2 separate regions of the Homo sapiens genome follow, and region 2 is linked to region 1. A link is a loop called in an ENCODE intact Hi-C map of the cell type or tissue named here. Cell type or tissue: GM12878. All regions are shown on one strand. Links, peaks and the distances in the headings refer to the core of each region. The heading gives the core; the rest is flanking DNA. Region 1 overlaps PLCH1 (phospholipase C eta 1). Region 2 overlaps PLCH1 (phospholipase C eta 1).

The links. Hi-C counts contacts between places; a loop is a spot of excess contacts. Peaks named below come from ENCODE experiments on the same cell type or tissue, not always from the same donor. Only the 100,000 strongest peaks of a DNase experiment are listed, where the experiment ranks them.
Region 2: it touches region 1 in a loop (4-fold over the local background); 2 of 110 quality-filtered maps call a loop at or near these places.

Annotation. Positions count from the first base shown.
Region 1 is chr3:155,543,600-155,553,708 of GRCh38, reverse strand. PLCH1 (phospholipase C eta 1) reads left to right here. Exons shown (of 23, transcript NM_014996.4): 10 at 3,751-3,922. Among named protein-coding and RNA genes, the nearest start is that of PLCH1-AS2, 63 kb to the right of the region's middle. In GM12878, for the core only: no CTCF peak of the experiment used is centred there; a DNase peak (open chromatin) is centred at 4,420.
Region 2 is chr3:155,491,153-155,501,261 of GRCh38, reverse strand. PLCH1 (phospholipase C eta 1) reads left to right here. Exons shown (of 23, transcript NM_014996.4): 14 at 468-559; 15 at 3,845-3,942; 16 at 6,745-6,924; 17 at 7,014-7,121; 18 at 8,409-8,533. Among named protein-coding and RNA genes, the nearest start is that of PLCH1-AS2, 10 kb to the right of the region's middle. RefSeq lists a silencer at 5,581-5,690. In GM12878, for the core only: no CTCF peak of the experiment used is centred there; a DNase peak (open chromatin) is centred at 5,631.

The sequences.
Region 1 (10,109 bases), core at 1,420-9,419:
CTGAGGTGTCTGGAGTCCTTATGTTACTTGACCCTCTCCTTGTCATTTGACAGTGTTGAATATTTCCTCCCCACTACTTGCCTTTTTTGGTTTCCATTATATCATTCTCCCCTCCATTGCTCTCGTTGCTTCTCAATCTCTTTTTTTTGTACTGCAGTCTTCTGTTAATCTATTTCCTCATTCCTCTAATGGTTAACTGTTTTCTAAGGTTTTGCCCTAGATCACTTTCTGGATATTTATCAAATTCTATGTCCAGAACTTTCCCCTCAAGTTCTAGGCCCATGTTGAAACATACTCAGTGAGGCCGGGCACGGTGGCTCCTGTAGCACTTTGGGAGGCTGAGGAGGGTGGATCACGTGAGGCCAGGAGTTTGAGACCAGCCTGGTCAACATGGCGAAGCCCTGTCTCTACTAAAAAAATACAAGTATTAGGTGGATGTAGTGGTACACATCTGTAATCCCAGCTACTTGGGAGGCTGAGGCATGAGATTTGCTTGAACCCAGAAGGTGGAGGTTGTAGTGAGCTGAGATTGCACCACTGCACTCCAGCCTGGGTGACAGAGTGAGACTCCATCTCAGAAAAATAAAAATAAAAATAAAAATCCTCAGTGAATATTCATCTGAGTATCCCATAGGTGTGGGGAGCCACAACAGTGAGCAGAAGATAAGACTCCTGCCATTAAGGAGCTTACTCCCCAAGGGGAACTCAGCATCTCATTCTGCCAAACTTCCTCTTGATTCTCGCTCCATTTCCTCTTATTAATAGTTAGGGGCAGCACTGGCCTCAGCCAGAAACTGGGAGTCATTCTAGACTCAACCAATTCTTGGCAATTCTACTTCCCAAGTTATCTTTTGACTCCATTGCCTCCTGTTCATTTTTATTTCCCCTTTGGTTCATCCTCAACACTGGTGCTATAATTTTCTTTCTGAAATATGAGCATGGTGATTCAATTCTTGTCTTAAAGCCTGTCAGAAGCTCTCTCAATACACAGGCATGTCTTCATATCCCTTAAGGTCTGGCATCTCCCTTGTCTTCCACTATCATCTTCCACCATTATTCCACAGAGATTTAGGATTCTGCCTTCAATGACTGTCTTTCAGCTTCCCTATTGAGCCTGGCTCTTTCTCAACTCCCCACTCTTACGTATGCTGTTCTCTCTGCCTGGAACAACCTTCCCCGTTAGTCTATCTGATTAATTGTTGCTTATTCTACAAGGCCGTTTAAGTATTGTCCCTCCAACAAGTTACTAATACCACCAGCTGATTTAAATCTTCTTTTTCTCCATATTTTCTCTGTATTTAGCACCCTGCACATATTTCTGTCATATCATATAGCACCCTCTTGCAATTGGTTGGTTACTTGCCTTCTTTTACATCTGTAAGACTGTGAACTCACTGAAAATATGAGCAATCTCTTATTATTTTGTATTCATTTTTGTTGCCTAGCAGGTACCTTCAGTATACCAGCTATTCAAGAAAGGATTTTTGAATTAAAGGAAACAAATTAAAATTACAATTGTGTAAAATTAATTTTTTAGAAGTTAGTAGCCTTTAAAATTTCCAATATTTGGTCTTCTCATTAATTAAACATGAGGTTAAAAATGCTTTTCTAATAAGACACACTTGCTGTATAGCAGATTTAGTTTATGATGCCTCCCACGTGGAAGAATCTTGAACACTGCATTCTAATGGGTCTTTACAACCCTGATTTCTACAGGTCCTAGCCAAATGGGTGAAGTAATTTTGCCTTTATTTCCCAATGTATGAAGTAGGGTGTTGAGAAGGCCTGCCACCTATGTATCTTGGAAGATCCTCTGGTGATTTGACAATTTACTTCAAGTTTGGGAACTCTTAGAAGAAAAGCACTTCAAATTAAAAGAGTTAATAAACTTGTTTAGTACATTTTAAAAGTTCAGCCTTTTCCTCTCCTTTCTTAACTTTGGTTGCATCTTTATATCAGGGTTTCTCAACCTTGGCACTAATGACATTGTGTACTGATAATTTTTTTTTTTTTTTTTTTTTTTTGGTAGAGAGCTGTCCTGTGCAGCGTAGGGTGGAAAGCAACATCCTCAGCTTCTATTCATTATGTGCCAATAGCACCCCTGAAGTGTGACCACCAAAAATGTCTTCAGATATTGACAAGCGTCTCCTGTACTGGGGGGAATAATTGCCTCGTTCCCTGTTGAGAAGCACAGCTTTACACTAAACATCATCAAGCACTAATTAGGCTTTTTTTTTTTTTTTTTTTTTTTTTTTTTTTTTTTTCTGAGGCAGCCTTGCTCTGTCGCCCATGCTGGAGTGCAGTGGCATGATCTCAGCTCACTGCAACCTCCGCCTCCTGGGTTCAAGCGATTCTCTTGCCTCAGCCTCCTGAGTATCTGGGATTACCGGCACGTGCCACAATGCCTGGCTAATTTTTGTATTTTTAGTAGAGACAGTGTTTCACTATATTGCCCAGGCTGGTCTCGAACTCCTGGCCTCAAGTGATCTGCCTGCTTCGGCCTCCCAAAGTGCTGGGATTACAGGCATGAGCCACCACTCCCTGCCACTAATAGATTTTTTGTAAATGAATTGACAATGTGAAAATTCCTTGTTAAAACTCCCTGATGTGACTGCAGGACAACTCAGGGTTGTCAGTTTGTTGTTGCTGTTGCTTTTCCCTCTTCTAGCACTTTAGGGTAAAACCTATGTGAAGAAATGAATAGCAAACAGATTGTAGTCGAGTAAGGAAACCTACCTCAGCCACAAAGGCTCATCTGTAAGATGGCCCACAGCATCAGGTTTTACTAATGAGGAGAGAAGGTAGGTCTGGCGGTCATAGCCCGTATTGTGGAACTTGTGCTTGTCATGAAAGCCTGGAAAAAGTTTTTCTGCACATTGATATATTAGGTGATTTAAATATTGGTATATGTTGATATATTAGGTGATTTAAATATATTGCCTATTATGTCTGAAGACATGTAACGGAAAACTAGAAAAAAGTCAATGAACCTGAATTTGAAATAATTTCTTATTCTGAGGAAAAAATAAGGTTGAGAGAGGAGTAAAATCATGTAATCAGCCCTGATCTCCTTTCTGCCTTAGCCACCAACTCCTTTAGGTAATTATTTACATGGATCTCATGTTTTCTGTGCAGAAACCTGAGTGCTGGTGTAGAATGAATGCTTGGCTGGTTTTTATTTTTATTTTTTGACAAAGACTAGTATATAATTCTATCAAAGTGATTTTGAAATGTGCGACGTAGGATGCTATAAAACACAGAATTCCCTTATGTTATTTTATCCTCAATCATAATTTTCAAGGTGGGGGTTAATTATATATTTTAGAGTCAATAGCTTCATTTAATGACATTCAGTGGTCTCTTAGAAGCTGTTAGACTTTTGAATAAATAAGACAAAATTACATTATATGAGTTTACTTTCTTTAGACTTCTCATCTCTTTTAAAATTTTCTCTTCTTTTAAAAGAAACATAATATATCTACCATTGTTTCCTGATGCAAAATATTAGAAAAGCCATCCCATGTGGATTGGTATTTTGTTCATCCATTATGCTTAGCAAAGTATATTTGCTCAGAGGAATTTTTTAAATGCATTTCTAATCTTTCTCATTTTAGAAGCATTTTAACCATCATCAGTATCGCAAATACTGTCACTAGGATTGTAACAACACAGTGAATACTGAATCATTTTCAAAAGTCCCTGTGAGTTGCCTGCACCTGACGCCTCTGGACTGTGTTGCTCTTTTCTCAGGTTTCCTGTTATATTGTCTATCGAGAATCACTGCAGTATCCAGCAGCAAAGGAAGATTGCTCAGTACCTGAAAGGAATATTCGGAGACAAACTGGACCTGTCATCTGTTGATACAGGGGAGTGCAAGCAGCTTCCAAGCCCTCAAAGTTTGAAAGGCAAAATTCTAGTGAAGGTAATTACTTCAAGTAATGCAATAAAAGACATTCATTATCAGCTAAGCCTGCCCTCCCTTAAAGAATAAAAATGGGTTTCAAGGGAGAATAATAATTAGAATCAATATATGAAGGATTGTCTAGATCTATGTATGCGCCTTATTCCAATTTTTTTATAGTCGTGTCTTCAGAAGAAGCTTATTGTTGAGTGAGCACATATTCTGAGATTTGTACTTATGAAGTGGAAACATCAATACTGTAAGCCAAATGTTTGATATTTTAGTCTGTAATAGTTCACACTAGAGAGAAATGTGTGTGTAGGAGCGTGAGGTTCAGGAAAGGAGAAGGCTCCTTGTATCCATATCTGAAAGCAGTTCTTTCAGACTTTTTCTCCCATTTCAAGCTCCAATAACTGTCTGTCAAAAAAACCAAAAAAAACAAAAAGCTTCATGGTTGATCAGTCTTGGTTATGCAAGTGAGAAGAGCTCACTTCAAAGAGGAACACAGGCACAGACATAATAATGCCCCACAGGACTCATGTACGTGTGAAAGAGCAGTAGGTGAACAGAATGACATTTCATAAACAGATTTTCTGAGAGAGGAAGCTTACTACAATAAATATTATTCATGCAAAGAATAGCCAGAAAGACAGTTCTTTCAGTTTTCAGATCACTGACTTTGTGGTTTTACTTATTTCCAGTGAATTTTGTGTGTTTGTACTAAAACCACCTTGGGTGGCCACATCATTTTGTGATTAAAAATGTAAAGGAAAGCAATAGGGTATTAAAATTCAAACTGGGTTATATTTTACTTAAAAGAGGTGTGTATGAAAAAACAAATATATAGGAGGAGCAGGAAAGTCAAGGAGGCAATGTAATTTCATGGCAGGACTTCAACTGGGGCTTTAAGGGAGAGCAGCACATGGAAAAGATGGAACATATTCATTCTTAGAATTGGTCAAAACCTGTTTTCTACCAATTAAATAAAATTATAGATTCTGAATACATCAAAAAGGTGTTGCTAGGCATTTATATGCATAAAGGTATTTTGAATAAAAGCTCCACATAATGCAAGAGATAACATGAAGGCCAATTTGCCCAAGTCTTGCTAAAGCAAACTTTTATAGTAAAAATTGATTTGTGGGTTAGAAAATGAAATGTCATCTTTATAACCTTGTAAATGTTTCTACTTCCTAAATATTCTTTAGTCAGCAGTCAGGATGTTAAATGCAGAATAAATTCATTTGATTGAAATCTTTCTCCTTTGGACAGTGGAACTCACAGTGGATATTTAATGTGGACTAATTGAGTCTCCTTTGCATAACTGGGCTTTGAGTTATTTGACACAGAATATCCCAGGGCTTATGGCATCAGGATGAATCAGAGGCAGAAAGTCTGAGGCACTCATGGGAAAGGGTGGCAACAATGTGAACTGCAAGTATTTCAAGAGCATCTGAGATCCATTTGCTAGTAGTAATGTTGTTTAGACATTAAGGAGCTGCCTGGATCTGCGGACCAGCGCAACCCCATTTAAAGCAAAAACAAGGCAACTGATTTATTGTGTTCCTTTACTATCAGAGCAATCTCTGATTGAAAAGGCAGGATGTCTATGACTACTTACCACTTTGGAGATTGACAAGTTGTTTATTATTACAACTGTTACACACATATGTTCCAATCATGCATGCATACACATTTATATATGTGTAAATTTTCTGATAAAATACAGGCAAAGTTCATTTTTTAAATTTATTTTTATTTTATTATTATTATACTTTAAGTTTTAGGGTATATGTCCACAATGTGCAGGTTAGTTACATATGTATACATGTGCCATGCTGGTGTGCTGCACCCATTAACTCGTCATTTAGCATTAGGTATATCTCCTAAAGCTATCCCTCCCCCCTCCCCCCACCCCACAACAGTCCCCAGAGTGTGATGTCCCCTTCCTGTGTCCATGTGTTCTCGTTGTTCAATTCCCACCTATGAGTGAGAATATGCGGTGTTTGGTTTTTTGTTCTTGCGATAGTTTACTGAGAATGATGATTTCCAATTTCATCCATGTCCCTACAAAGGACATGAACTCATCATTTTTTATGGCTGCATAGTATTCTATGTTGTATATGTGCCACATTTTCTTAATCCAGTCTATCATTCTTGGACATTTGAGTTGGTTCCAAGCCTTTGCTATTGTGAATAATGCCACAGTAAACATACATGTGCATGTGTCTTTATAGCAGCATGATTTATAGTCGTTTGGGTATATACCCAGTAATGGGATTGGTGGGTCAAATGGTATTTCTAGTTATAGATCCCTGAGGAATCGCCACACTGACTTCCACAATGGTTGAACTAGTTTACAGTCCCACCAACAGTGTAAAAGTGTTCCTATTTCTCCACATCCTCTCCAGCACCTGTTGTTTCCTGACTTTTTAATGATTGCCATTCTAACTGGTGTGAGATGGTATCTCACTGTGGTTTTGATTTGCATTTCTCTGATGGCTAGTGATGGTGAGCATTTTTTCATGTGTTTTTTGGCTGCATAAATGTCTTCTTTTGAGAAGTGTCTGTTCATGTCCTTCACCCACTTTTTGATGGGGTTGTTTGTTTTTTTCTTGTAAATTTGTTTGAGTTCATTGTAGATTCTGGATATTAGCCCTTTGTCAGATGAGTAGGTTGCAAAACTTTTCTCCCATTTTGTAGGTTGCCTGTTCACTCTGATGGTAGTTTCTTTTGCTGTGCAGAAGCTCTTTAGTTTAATTAGATCCCATTTGTCAATTTTGGCTTTTGTTGCCACTGCTTTTGGTGTTTTAGACATGAAGTCCTTGCCCATGCCTATGTCCTGAATGGTAATGCCTAGGTTTTCTTCTAGGGTTTTTATGGTTTTAGGTCTAACGTTTAAGTCTTTAATCCATCTTGAATTGATTTTTGTATAAGGTGTAAGGAAGGGATCCAGTTTCAGCTTTCTTCATATGGCTAGCCAGTTTTCCCAGCACCATTTATTAAATAGGGAATCCTTTCCCCATTGCTTGTTTTTCTCAGGTTTGTCAAAGATCAGATAGTTGTAGACATGGGGCGTTATTTCTGAGGGCTCTGTTCTGTTCCATTGATCTATATCTCTGTTTTGGTACCAGTACCATGCTGTTTTGGTTACTGTAGCCTTGTAGTATAGTTTGAAGTCAGGCAGCGTGATGCCTCCAGCCTTGTTCTTTTGGCTTAGGATTGACTTGGCGTTGCAGGCTCTTTTTTGGTTCCATATGAACTTTAAAGTAGTTTTTTCCAATTCTGTGAAGAAAGTCATTGGTAGCTTGATGGGGATGGCATTGAATCTATAAATTACCTTGGGCAGTATGGCCATTTTTATGATATTGATTCTTCCTACCCATGAGCATGGAATGTTCTTCCATTTGTTTGTATCCTCTTTAATTTCCTTGAGCAGTGGTTTGTAGTTCTTCTTGAAGAGGTCTTTCATGTCCCTTGTAAGTTGGATTCCTAGGTATTTTATTCTCTTTGAAGCAATTGTGAATGGGAGGTCACTCATGATTTGGCTCTCTGTTTGTCTGTTATTGGTGTATAGGAATGCTTGTGATTTTTGTACATTGATTTTGTATCCTGAGACTTTGCTGAAGTTGCTTATCAGCTTAAGGAGATTTTGGGCTGAGACAATGGGGTTTTCTAGATATACAAACATGTCATCTGCAAACAGGGACCATTTGACTTCCTCTTTTCCTAATTGAATACCCTTTATTTCCTTCTTCTGCCTAATTGCCCTGGCCAGAACTTCCAACACTATGTTGAATAGGAGTGGTGAGAGAGGGCATCCCTGTCTTGTGCCAGTTTTCAAAGGGAATGCTTCCAGTTTTTGCCCATTCAGTATGATATTGGCTGTGGGTTTGTCATAGATAGCTGTTATTATTTTGAGATATGTCCCATCAATACCTACTTTATTGAGAGTTTTTAGCATGAAGCTTGTTGAATTTTGTCAAAGGCCTTTTCTGCATCTATTGAGATAATCATGTGGTTTTTGTCTTTGGTTCTGTTTATATGCTGGATTACATTTATTGATTTGCATATATTGAACCAGCCTTGCATCCCAGGGATGAAGCCCACTTGATCATGGTGGATAAGCTTTTTGATGTGCTGCTGGATTCGGTTTGCCAGTATTTTATTGAGAATTTTTGCATTGATGTTCATCAAGGATATTGGTCTAAAATTCTCTTTTTTGGTTTTGTCTCTGCCCGGCTTTGGTATCAGGATGATGCTGGCCTCATAAAATGAGTTAGGGAGGATTCCCTCTTTTTCTATTGATTGGAATAGTTTCAGAAGGAATGGTACCAGTTCCTCCTTGTACCTCTGGTAGAATTCGGCTTTGAATCCATCTGGTCCTGGACTCTTTTTGGTTGGTAAGCTATTGATTATTGACACAATTTCAGAGCCTGTTATTGGTCTATTCAGAGAGTCAACTTCTTCCTGGTTTAGTCTTGGGAGGGTGTATGTGTCGAGGAATTTATCCATTTCTTCTAGATTTTCTAGTTTATTTGCGTAGAGGTGTTTGTAGTATTCTCTGATGGTAGTTTGTATTTCTGTGGGATCAGTGGTGATATCCCCTTTATCATTTTTTATTGCGTCTATTTGATTCTTCTCTCTTTTCTTCTTTATTAGTCTTGCTAGCGGTCTATCAATTTTGTTGATCTTTTCAAAAAACCAGCTCCTGGATTCATTAATTTTTTGAAGGGTTTTTTGTGTCTCTATTTCCTTCAGTTCTGCTCTGATTTTAGTTATTTCTTGCCTTCTGCTAGCTTTTGAATGTGTTTGCTCTTGCTTTTCTAGTTCTTTTAATTGTGATGTTAGGGTGTCAATTTTGGATCTTTCCTGCTTTCTCTTATGGGCATTTAGTGCTATAAATTTCCCTCTACACACTGCTTTGAATGTGTCCCAGAGATTCTGGTATGTTGTGTCTTTATTCTCGTTGGTTTCAAAGAACATCTTTATTTCTGCCTTCATTTCGTTATGTACCCAGTAGTCATTCAGGAGCAGGTTGTTCAGTTTCCATGTAGTTGAGTGGTTTTGAGTGAGTTTCTTAATCCTGAGTTCTAGTTTGATTGCACTGTGGTCTGAGAGACAGTTTGTTATAATTTCTGATCTTTTACATTTGCTGAGGAGAGCTTTACTTCCAAGTATGTGGTCAATTTTGGAATAGGTGTGGTGTGGTGCTGAAAAAAATTTATATTCTGTTGATTTGAGGTGGAGAGTTCTGTAGATGTCTATTAGGTCCGCTTGGTGCAGAGCTGACTTCAATTCCTGGATATCCTTGTTAACTTTCTGTCTCGTTGATCTGTCTAATGTTGACAGTGGGGTGTTAAAGTCTCCCAATGTTAATGTGTGGGAGTCTAAGTCTCTTTGTAGGTCACTCAGGACTTGCTTTATGAATCTGGGTGCTCCTGTATTGGGTGCATATATATTTAGGATAGTTAGCTCTTCTTGTTGAATTGGTCCCTTTACCATTATGTAATGGCCTTCTTTGTCTCTTTTGATCTTTGTTGGTTTAAAATCTGTTTTATCAGAGACTAGGATTGCAACCTCTGCCTTTTTTTGTTTTCCATTTGCTTGGTAGATCTTCCTCCAACCTTTTATTTTGAGCCTATGTGTGTGTCTGCACGTGAGATGGGTTTCCTGAATACAGCACACTGATGGGTCTTGACTGTTTATCCAATTTGCCAGTCTGTGTCTTTTAATTGGAGCATTTAGTCCATTTAATTTAAAGTTAATATTGTTATGTGTGAATTTGATCCTGTCATTATGATGTTAGCTGGTTATTTGCTCGTTAGTTGATGCAGTTTCTTCCTAGCCTCGATGGTCTTTACAATTTGGCATGATTTTGCAGTGGCTGGTACTGGTTGTTCCTTTCCATGTTTAGCGCTTCCTTCAGGAGCTCTTTTAGGGCAGGCCTGGTGGTGACAAAATCTCTCAGCATTTGCTTGTCTGTAAAGTATTTTATTTCTCCTTCACTTATGAAGCTTAGTTTGGCTGGATATGAAATTCTGGGTTGAAAATTCTTTTCTTTAAGAATGTTGAATATTGGCCCCCACTCTCTTCTGGCTTGTAGAGTTTCTGCCGAGAGATCCGCTGTTAGTCTGATGGGCTTCCCTTTGTGGGTAACCCGACCTTTCTCTCTGGCTGCCCTTAACATTTTTTCCGTCATTTCAAC
Region 2 (10,109 bases), core at 1,403-9,402, 52 kb after region 1:
ACTGATCAAAAGCAGAAATGGTAGTTATTTATTTTTTTAAAAGTTACTACATGTCCTTTCTTAAAAAACCAAATGTGCCTTTTACAGTTTATTAATAGTGAGCTTCCTATACAAAAGGGCATTTTGTCCCTTATAATCATTTACATAGATACTGCAACTTTGACTCTACCCCTAGTAGAAACCTTCAAAATGCATGACTAATAAAGTCTTTCTGATACATCAACTTTATGTGTCTCCGAAGTCAGTTTCTGAGCATGAAACTCTCAGTTTTGTATTAATATTTTAATATAATTATGGCCTTAGATAGGCTTGTTATTAATGCTGAAGCAAGCTGCAATATTTGGTCATTTTCTCCCTCCAAGTTATGTTTGTGCACATGTGCATTTTAAAGCCCAGCTCATTCTCTGCATGTTGTAAATATACTTGATACAATGAGTTTGTTAAGTTTGTTTTGATTTTTCTGGCAGAAAACTACAAAATCACGGTCTAAATCTTACAGTACTGATGATGAGGAAGACACACAGCAGAGTACTGGCAAGGAGGGTGGCCAGCTGTACAGGTAAGAAAGCATCTCCATGTTTCCTACTCACACTCCTGAGGCCCCTCCATCCTTGTCAGCTTAGTCATTTTTCTTGTACATGTCTAGAGAATTGGATCACAAGGAAAGTATTCTGTGCTGTCGAACATGTGAAGAACAGCTGGATATGAAATGATAATTTATGTAGGGAACTCAGCTCTGTGCCTGGCACATAATGAGCTCTTTATAAATGTTAGCTGCAGCAGTTGTCAAGTAAAAGGTATCTTCAGAGAAGAGGGAGGGAGCACATGAACTAATACAAAGACCGTCACAAGAGACTAAAGAAGATGGATGCTAAGCCCATGTTAGGAGCCAGGAATCTGAAATCAGCCAGATTTCAAATTCTTGTTCCTCCAGTTACCAACTTTAACATGCGACAAGTTTGGCTCCTCATTGTATCTGTCTCTTAGAGTCATTGTAAGGATTAAAGGAATTAAACTAATTAGCCCTGTAAGCCCTGGCCTGATTAAATAAGTATTCAAAAAAAGTTCTTTTTTGTTTGTTTGTTTGCTTTATTGCCAGTAGTATTTATGATAAGTAACATGACCATATTTTCAGAATCCAAATCGTGACACATGATTCATTACAGGAGTTCCTGGCAGTTTATTTATACCATAACTTTCACAAAGAAATATAAATTATATATATTAGATAGATATGGATACATATACACACTTTTGCCTTTATTGAAAAATGAAATTATTTGAAATTAGAAGCATAGAAGCCCTGTAGGAATAAAACTTTAGTGTTCAATTAAACTTTATATTTGAGCTCCAACAGAATATGTATACATAAAATAGTAACTAATTAGAAGGGCAGAGGAGATGTGTGTGGTCCCTACTCTAGGGAACAGAAAATTGAATATATAGTTACAGTAAAGGATAAAGAGAAAATAATAGGATCACCTGCTGGGAGACTTCTGCTGTGACTGTTGTCATATGTAAGTTTGAGAAAGGCTTAACTCTGACACATATAGCCAGGGAAAAGGCAGTGTTTGAGGAAAGCTACAATAATCTTAATGTGTGCAAAGGAGACATCAATACAGTTATCACATGAAATCATTTTGCATGCTGCTTAGTGTCAACTATAGATTTTCCCATAATAGATATCAGGGCCTGAGCATCTATGATGATGTCCTTTTGGGACTTTAGTAACCTAATGCACCTCTAGGATGAGGAATAAAAAGAGTTAATTTTCTGTAGAATTTCTCCATATCACGGAATGTCTTAGAGTTTTACTTATAATTTCTAGGCATGACTTCACACCGATTTATAATCATTAGCCTTCACAAAATCAGATTTTCACCAGTGGCTATAGAATTTCCTAATTATATGGTAAAGAAGGAACATGCGTTCTTTTTTCTATTGATTTTTACCACAGTAAAGTTCTCAGCAGACCATCACATTCCCCTCACTTACCCACTTTTCTCCTATAGGGGAACATCTAACTATCGAAAAGAAACCTCACAAAAAGAAGATATACAAATGGCCAATAAACACATGAAAATGTGCTCAACATTGTTGGACATTAGGGAGATATAAATCAAAACTACAATGGAATACCTCTTCACACCCACTATGATACTTATAACCGAAAAGGCAGACAATAACACATGTTATTTCTGTTGCCTAGAGTACGGACCACATACATCTCCTCTGCCCTTCCTAATTAGTTACTATTTTATGTATAGATATTCTGTTGGAGCTTAAGTATAAAGTTTAATTGAACACTAAAGTTTAGGTTTGTTTTTGGTAGTTGTTTCCCATAAGAAAAAGTGTGTGTGTGAGGGGAATGTGATGGTCTGTGGAGGACTTGACTGCAGAAGAGAGTGGTGGTACAATTTGTAAGGTTGCAGAGGAGATCCTATGAGTGGTTTGTAGGAGAGAGAAAACTATTAAAATATCTAAGATAAAAACAGCACTAGATAAAGTAATGAATGTTTGTTTTAAGAAAGCTAGAGAATATAGAAAAAGTATAAAGAAGAAAGTAAACATCCTTTGTAATTACATCTCTCCAATAATCACTATGGAAATTTGGCATATTTCCCTTTAGGTGTATAATTCTTGTGGCCCGCTACCCACTATGCAGTGTTTCTGTTCCATTTTAGCCCTGGTCTCCTCCCTGCAAAGGCCATGTAGTTCCCTGATGAACTCTGGTGTTACTCCCTAACTGGGTCACAGTGGGAATCCAGCCTTCCACAGCAGAACTCACAAATGCATGAGAAGAGGCTGTGATTCCTGGCAGAGCAGTGAATAAAACCACATTACAATAGTCCCCACGTCATCATGAGAAATGACTGCAGTGGATGCCTGAAACCACAGATGGTAGTGAACCCTATATATATGTTGTTTTTCTCTTTCCTTATTAAGTCAAACATTTTCACCTTTTCACTTCAAGGAAGTGCTTTGCAGCATCTCTTTGGCATATCTGAATTGCCAGCATTACTACTCCCGCACTTTAGGGCCATTATTAAGTAAAATAAGAGTTACTTGAACATAAGCACTGCAAAACCTCCACTCCACAGTCAGTCACATAAGAAGATGTCTACCAGATGACACATACATCATGGATATGCTGGACAAAGGGATGACTCATGTCCAGAGTGGGACGGAGCAGGACCTCACAAGATTTCATCATGCTACTAAGAATGGCATACAATTTAAAACTCATGGCCAGGTGCTGTGGCTTGCGTCTGTAATCCTAGCATTTTGGGAGGCCAATGCAGGTGGATCACTTGAGGTCAGGAGTTTGAGACCAGCCTGGCCAACATGGTGAAACCCTTTCACTGCTAAAATTACAAAAAATTAGCTGGCGTGGTGGTGTGCACCTGTAGTCCCAGCTACTCGGGAGGCTGAGGCAGGAGAATCACTTGAACCTGGGAGGCAGAGGTTGCAGTGAACCAAGAATGCGCCACTGCACTGCAGCTTGGGCAACAGAGAGAGACTCTGTCTCAAAAAAAGAAAAAAAATCTCATGAATTGTTTATTTCTGAAATTTCCACTTAATATTTTTAGACCATGGTTAACTATGGGCAAATGAAACTCTGGAAAGGGAAAGTGAGGATAAGGGGGGACTACTGTAGTAGGATTTTGTGGTGGAAAGAGCACTGAACTAGGAAGCACACTTGGGTGCCAATCCTGGCTCCCTTAGGACCTGGGGCAGGTATTCCCTATTAAATCATTGTCTTAAATAAGGAAAGTGGGATAACCAAGAACCCAAACCTCTTTCAACTCCAAAATGTCATGCATCCTCTGTGGGTACTTCACAGATTGGGTCGCCGAAGGAAAACCATGAAGCTCTGCCGAGAACTCTCTGATTTGGTTGTGTACACAAACTCCGTGGCCGCTCAGGACATTGTGGATGACGGTAAGGATGGAGAGTTTTCTCATTCTGCTCTGAATAAACATTCTTGACCTTTCTTTTTCAATTGTTAATGAATTTTTGTTAATCCCATTATCAACACACATTTTTGGGACTATGTAGAAACCAATTTGAGTGTCAGGAAACTCACTGCTGCTATAGTGTTGAGTTCACATGGAGGGTTCTACTGATTACTGTGGTTGCCTGATTGACCAGAGGCCAGAGAAAGTTCCCACAGGGCCAAAGAGGACTTTATTACTATACAAAGACAAGTGCCTCAGGGCAAGATCTTCCTGCAACACTTGAACTGTGAAGTCCAGGCCCGGCTTGAGGACCAGGTCACAGATGGCCATTCCAAATGCGAATGACCAAAAGAAGAAATTAATTGGCTAAAATCACACCTTGAAAAGCCCTATATTTTCTCAATGAAAGTTTTGACTTGGGTGAAAATAGCTTAATCCAGATTGAAGTTTTAACAAAAAGAGCAGAAATCTCAGTAGCATTCTCTCCGTCACTGTTTTTTACCTATCAGTTGCCACACGGAGCTGAGAAATTCTAGTCACATCTATTCATATCCTTGGCTTTCCTGCTAGTTACTCTTGTCTCCTTTATCTTCTATTTCATTTAGTTACTGAATGCTTACAGAAAAAAAACCTACTGTCATGTGGCTTTTCATCTAATTTTAATTTTAGTGGAACCGAAATGTAAATCAGGACCTCCAAATTTCTCAACAAGTTTTAGTGAAGGGAAAACAACATTGTGTCCTCACAAACCTCCAGGATTCTTCCCTCCCATCTCCCCCTGCCCAGCCCCCACTCCACAAATGTATCTTTTTCTATTTGCAGAAAGATTTCTTCCCTTTGGCCTTGATTCCTTCTTCAAATGGTAACAATTATACAAGATTTAAATGAATTTCACATGTGAGAGCATGAGAACCTGTAGGATTCTCAGCAACTGAGCAACACACTCTTACAACAATTGCCCTTAGCTCAAAAATAAACTCAGGGAATGATTGCATTAAGTTAAAGGTATATTTGGTTTAGGGAATAAAAATTTCCAATAAATGGCTTGGAAAACATAATCCTATTAACTTAATGGAAATTAATCTTGAGTACTATTTAGCTCTGGAACTTCAGCTGTTTTTGTCTTTTTAATTTTTTTGCCAGCCACAAAATGAAAACTAGATAATGAATGCATGGCTTATCCTAATGTGATACAACTCAACTCTATTAATATACTAATTGATATGTGCCTAATTAGCAAGGTCGTATCAATGATATTGTGATGTGCATATTTATGTAGAGAGACAGACAAAACAGTAGTAGTGATTATAGTCCTATTCTATCTGAATTAGGCTTGTCAAAAAGATATTTTCTCCTATAATGTTTAAAACATCCCTCATCAAAATCTGCAATTAAGTTCAATATTAGTATGCTTGAGATATGTAAACTGTGTTAATAGGTTATGCCAATAAAAAATATATGAACATGTATCTTTAAGGAAAGGGTCTAAACTAGAAACATCATCACATTAAAAACTGTAATCCTCTCATTTCTTTGCCACAGTTTGTATTCCTGACTCTTCTAACTCGGGAGTATCATTGTCAGTTGGGCAGCATCTAACATCTAAGGGTGTACAACCCTGAGGACCACAGGGGCCCTGGGAAACTGTGTGTTAATAAACATGCAGAGTCTAGATATGACTCAGGCCCAGCTGGCAAAGCGAGACCATATACAGTTCAACTCTTTGGTTTCATGGACCACATCTCTCTGTCTGGGCTCAGACACACTCAGCTTATTAGGGCTGAATAAGAATGAGATTCTGGGTAACTTTGGGTCTTTTTATCTGGGCTGGTCTTTTCCAGCATGTTCAAATGACATATGGGCGGCCATTTTGGGGATAGGGTATGGGTTCTTGGTGAAGGAGTGGAAATAGCGGGGGCTTTGTAGATATGGTACAAAAGGTGGGATTGGAGACAAGAGTGGAATATTAAATGTTTGGAGCTTTACTCCATTATGACCCCCAAATTTGCAGCTTCTGTGAGTCTAGATTGACCCCTCCTGATGATTGTGCTGGCAGAAACTTTAGTACAGGCTTCATGTACTTTTACCTTCCTTTACTTTGTTCCATAGTTTATATGCGTGGCTAGGTGAATGTCTGTCTTTGTTCTTAAAACTTTTATTCCTTTATAATGCTTTTGACCTCTTTTTCTCCATTATTATTCCTTTCTCCCAAATAGGTTTTGACTTGTTCCATAGTTCTATTCAAAGCAACTTTAAAACTCAACTTTTTATTTTTATAATTGTTCATTTTCCTTTATTTTCTTGGATCCTGGATGTTACTAGTAATACATGTTTTACTTGTGTGCCTTTTAGATGAGTGCCTTCAATGAATGTCTTCCTGTTATCAGGAAGAAGCTATCTAGTTTTATTTATCCATGGTTGTCTATATATTTGGCAAATATATTCTGTTTAAGTTATTTTTTCTACCTGTTCTTTTCATGCTAGCCAGATAGGCATAAATTAGCGGTATGATTGAATTCTTAGGGAGAACAGGGGACCCAGAAATAGACAGCTACTTGAGCAAGACACACAGCTCTGATTTGGCCTCAAAATGGCAAAAGAACCCTATGAATGGAATGTTATGGGTCTTTTCTGTTGAGGAGCTGCCTCTACTCTGGTTGAATCCACTCTCTAGTGCTCTGCTTTTTGCTATTGGTATAATCTGACATTATTATAAAGTCTTCTGTGCGTGGTGTTTTCTTTGCTGTAGTTCTCACTTCCTTTTTTCTCGATTAAAAACTGCCAGGAACCACAGGAAATGTGTTATCATTCAGTGAAACAAGAGCACATCAGGTTGTTCAGCAAAAATCAGAGCAGTTCATGATTTATAATCAAAAGCAACTCACGAGGATTTACCCCTCTGCCTACCGCATTGATTCCAGTAACTTCAACCCTCTCCCCTACTGGAACGCAGGCTGCCAGCTAGGTGTGTATTCCTTGGGAAGGAGTGGTTCTCTGTATATTCTCACTATGCCACCATCTTGCCTAATTCTCTCCCACTTTCAACTTGCACAGTGGCACTGAATTATCAATCTGAAGGACGAATGATGCAGTTAAACCGAGCCAAATTCAAGGCAAATGGCAATTGTGGCTATGTCCTCAAACCCCAGCAAATGTGCAAAGGTGTGTATTAATTTCATAGTCATAAATGCAGGTGTGTGTTAATTTCATAGTCTAAATGCAGGCAACCTTTATTAAGGAAGCTGTTTAGAAAGTGTGATACCCCAGAGTTTTTCAACTTTTTTTTTTCAAAAAGATAGGTTAAGGTGTTTGAATGTGAATTAGAATTCTTGTCACCACTACTTAATATTTGGTTAGCCGTGATGTTTAGAATGTTATCTTGAGAGGTCGTGTGTGAAAGAGGGACATGGATAGCATTGGGTTATCACTTGAAATCCAGTGCCCCATATAAGCTGGACTGCTTTTTAAGGTCTGAGCCCAATCTTTCAGAAACTATCTTAAGTAATGTGAGTCTGTGACCTGCTGGGAAGCTTCAATTCCACCTGAAACAATTTTATCAAGCCCTTTTACTCAGTGTAGTCCAATTACAAAACAGTGCTAACAAAAGAGAAAGGATAGGCTGGGCATGGGGGCTGACGCCTGTAATTCCAGCACTTTGTGAGGTCAAGGTGGGCGGATCACCTGAGGTCAGGAGTTTGAGACCAGCCTGGCCAACATGGTAAAACGCCGTCTCTACTGAAAATCAGAATTAGCTGGGCATAGTGGTGCGTGCCTGTAGTCCCAGCTACTTGGGAAGTTGAGGTAGGAGAATCGCTGGAACCCAGGAGGCAGAGGTTGCAGTGAGCCAAGATCACACCACTGCACTCCAGCCTGGGTGACAGAGTGAGACTCCATCTCAAAAGAAACAAAACAAAGCAAAAAAAGGATAATGTGTTAGATCAAACAACACTTTCTTTTGGTTCTGCTCATTAAAATTATTTTTAAAATTTCCAAATTACATATATAACAATTCAGATAAAAAAGTTGTTGACAGGATTATCTTCAAGATTTTACACTTTGCACATTTTCTTGCTCTGCTGTTTACTTAATTTCAAGTCTTCTTTCTGTTTGTTATATTCACTCATGCCTGAGATAGTTTAGGTTAGAAAATTATTTGAATCTGACATAATTGTTCTTCTTTTTACACTGTTGGTGTTCAAATAAAATGCTTCTCTTCCTTCATTCCACAGTTGATCATTGCATTGCAAACACTTGCTTTAAGTTGGCCCACTCCACTGGCCTTTGGCAACATGGTTTCTAATGAAAACCACAGCTATGCCACACTGATAGTTATGTGATCATGTAATTCAGCATTTGTTTTTGTTTGTTTGTTTCTTTGTTTACAAGCTTAAGCTGTGCATGCGTGTGTGTTTCTTCTTATGTTACCAACTTATACTTTACTTGGCCTAGGTACTTTCAACCCTTTCTCTGGTGACCCTCTTCCTGCCAACCCCAAAAAGCAGCTCATCCTGAAAGTTATCAGTGGACAGCAACTCCCCAAACCTCCAGACTCCATGTTTGGAGATCGAGGCGAGGTAAGTTGCCTATGACTACGTGTCTAAGTGGTTAATTATGTGATTATCTTAGTGCATTTACATTTTATCCGAAATGTCTTCAGAGATGTATGTGTGTTCATAACTGAGCACTGACCTCAGCTTATCAGACATTAACTGATTTATTGGTAAGTCACACAGTTCTTGCTGTACTGCTGTCCATCATCTATTTTGAAGGCATAAGAGCACACAATTGAATTCACAATTTAAGGTTGACACTAGCATTGCTAAAATTGGAGTGCAAAGACAATTATATTATTAACAGAACAACACCTAAGAGTATATCTTAACCTAGAAAGGCAATGTTCCGTTAATAATATAACCTCACATTCCTGTCCTCCTGCAATGCTCCTCCCTGCTGCACATCAGCCACCTGCTCCTTGGCCATGTGCTGATTCTTATTATCATCTGCTGTACCTGTGTCGCGTGATTTTAAAATGTCTTCATCTGCGGCCACAGTCTTTTTTCTTTCCAGAGCTCTTAGCCCATTGTTTCCATTATACCTTCTTGGCTTCTGTTTTCTCGCTATATAGCAGCTTCTCCTATGCTCATGCCCTTCCTCTCAGAGCTGATCCATTACTTCAGGTTCTTTGTCACTCCCGCCTATTAAACCATCATTTTTGGATCTTAAGGAAGGAAATCACAGAGCTCTACAATTTGGTACCGCCATAAATGCTTTAAGAAGTCTACTTTCTCTGCTTTAGACTTTCTTAGGTCAGCTCTTTCTAGATTCTTTGGGTTTTATTCCTTCATTGTTCGTCGCCCAGAACTGGTACCAGAAAGGAGAGTCTACAGATGACCAACAATACAAGATATTTCCCCCTAGAGGAGAGGATGGGAATTAAAGTATAAGAATCAAACATGCATAGCTTGATTAATTATTATGCCACCCAGATCAAGGCAGAGTATATCCAGAATCCCTAGAAGGCTCCTGTCCACCTTCCCAGTCAATATCTACCCTCCCCACTGCCTCTCATAGCAAACACCAACCCCTATCACAGCAGACAAATTTTGTCTATTCCTAAACTTTATATAAATGGACTCTTAGAGTAGGTACTCTTTTATGTCTGGCTTGCTCAACGTTATGTTATATAGGAGAACTTTATTCTTTTCTCATTGTTGAGAGTATTCATTGAACACATACTTCTGACCAGGCACGGTGGCTCACATTTATAATCCCAGCACTTTGAGAGGCTGAGGTGGGCAGATTGCCTGAGCTCAGGAGTTTGAGACCAGCCTGGACAACATGGCAAAACCCCATCTCTACAAAAATTACCAAAATTAGCCAGGTGTGGTGCACAATCCTATAGTCCCAGCTACTCGGGAGGCTGAGGTGGGAGGATGGCTTAAACCTGGGAGGTGGAGGCTGCCATGAGCTAAGATCATGCCACTGCACTCCGACCTGAGCTACAGAGTAAGACCCTATCTCAAAAAACAAAATAACAAAAAACAAAAAACGTATATTCCACAATTATCCATCCTACTCATGATAGAAATTTAGGTTGTTTCCAGTGTTTGACTATTATAGATACAGCTGCTCTCAGCATTTGTGCATGGG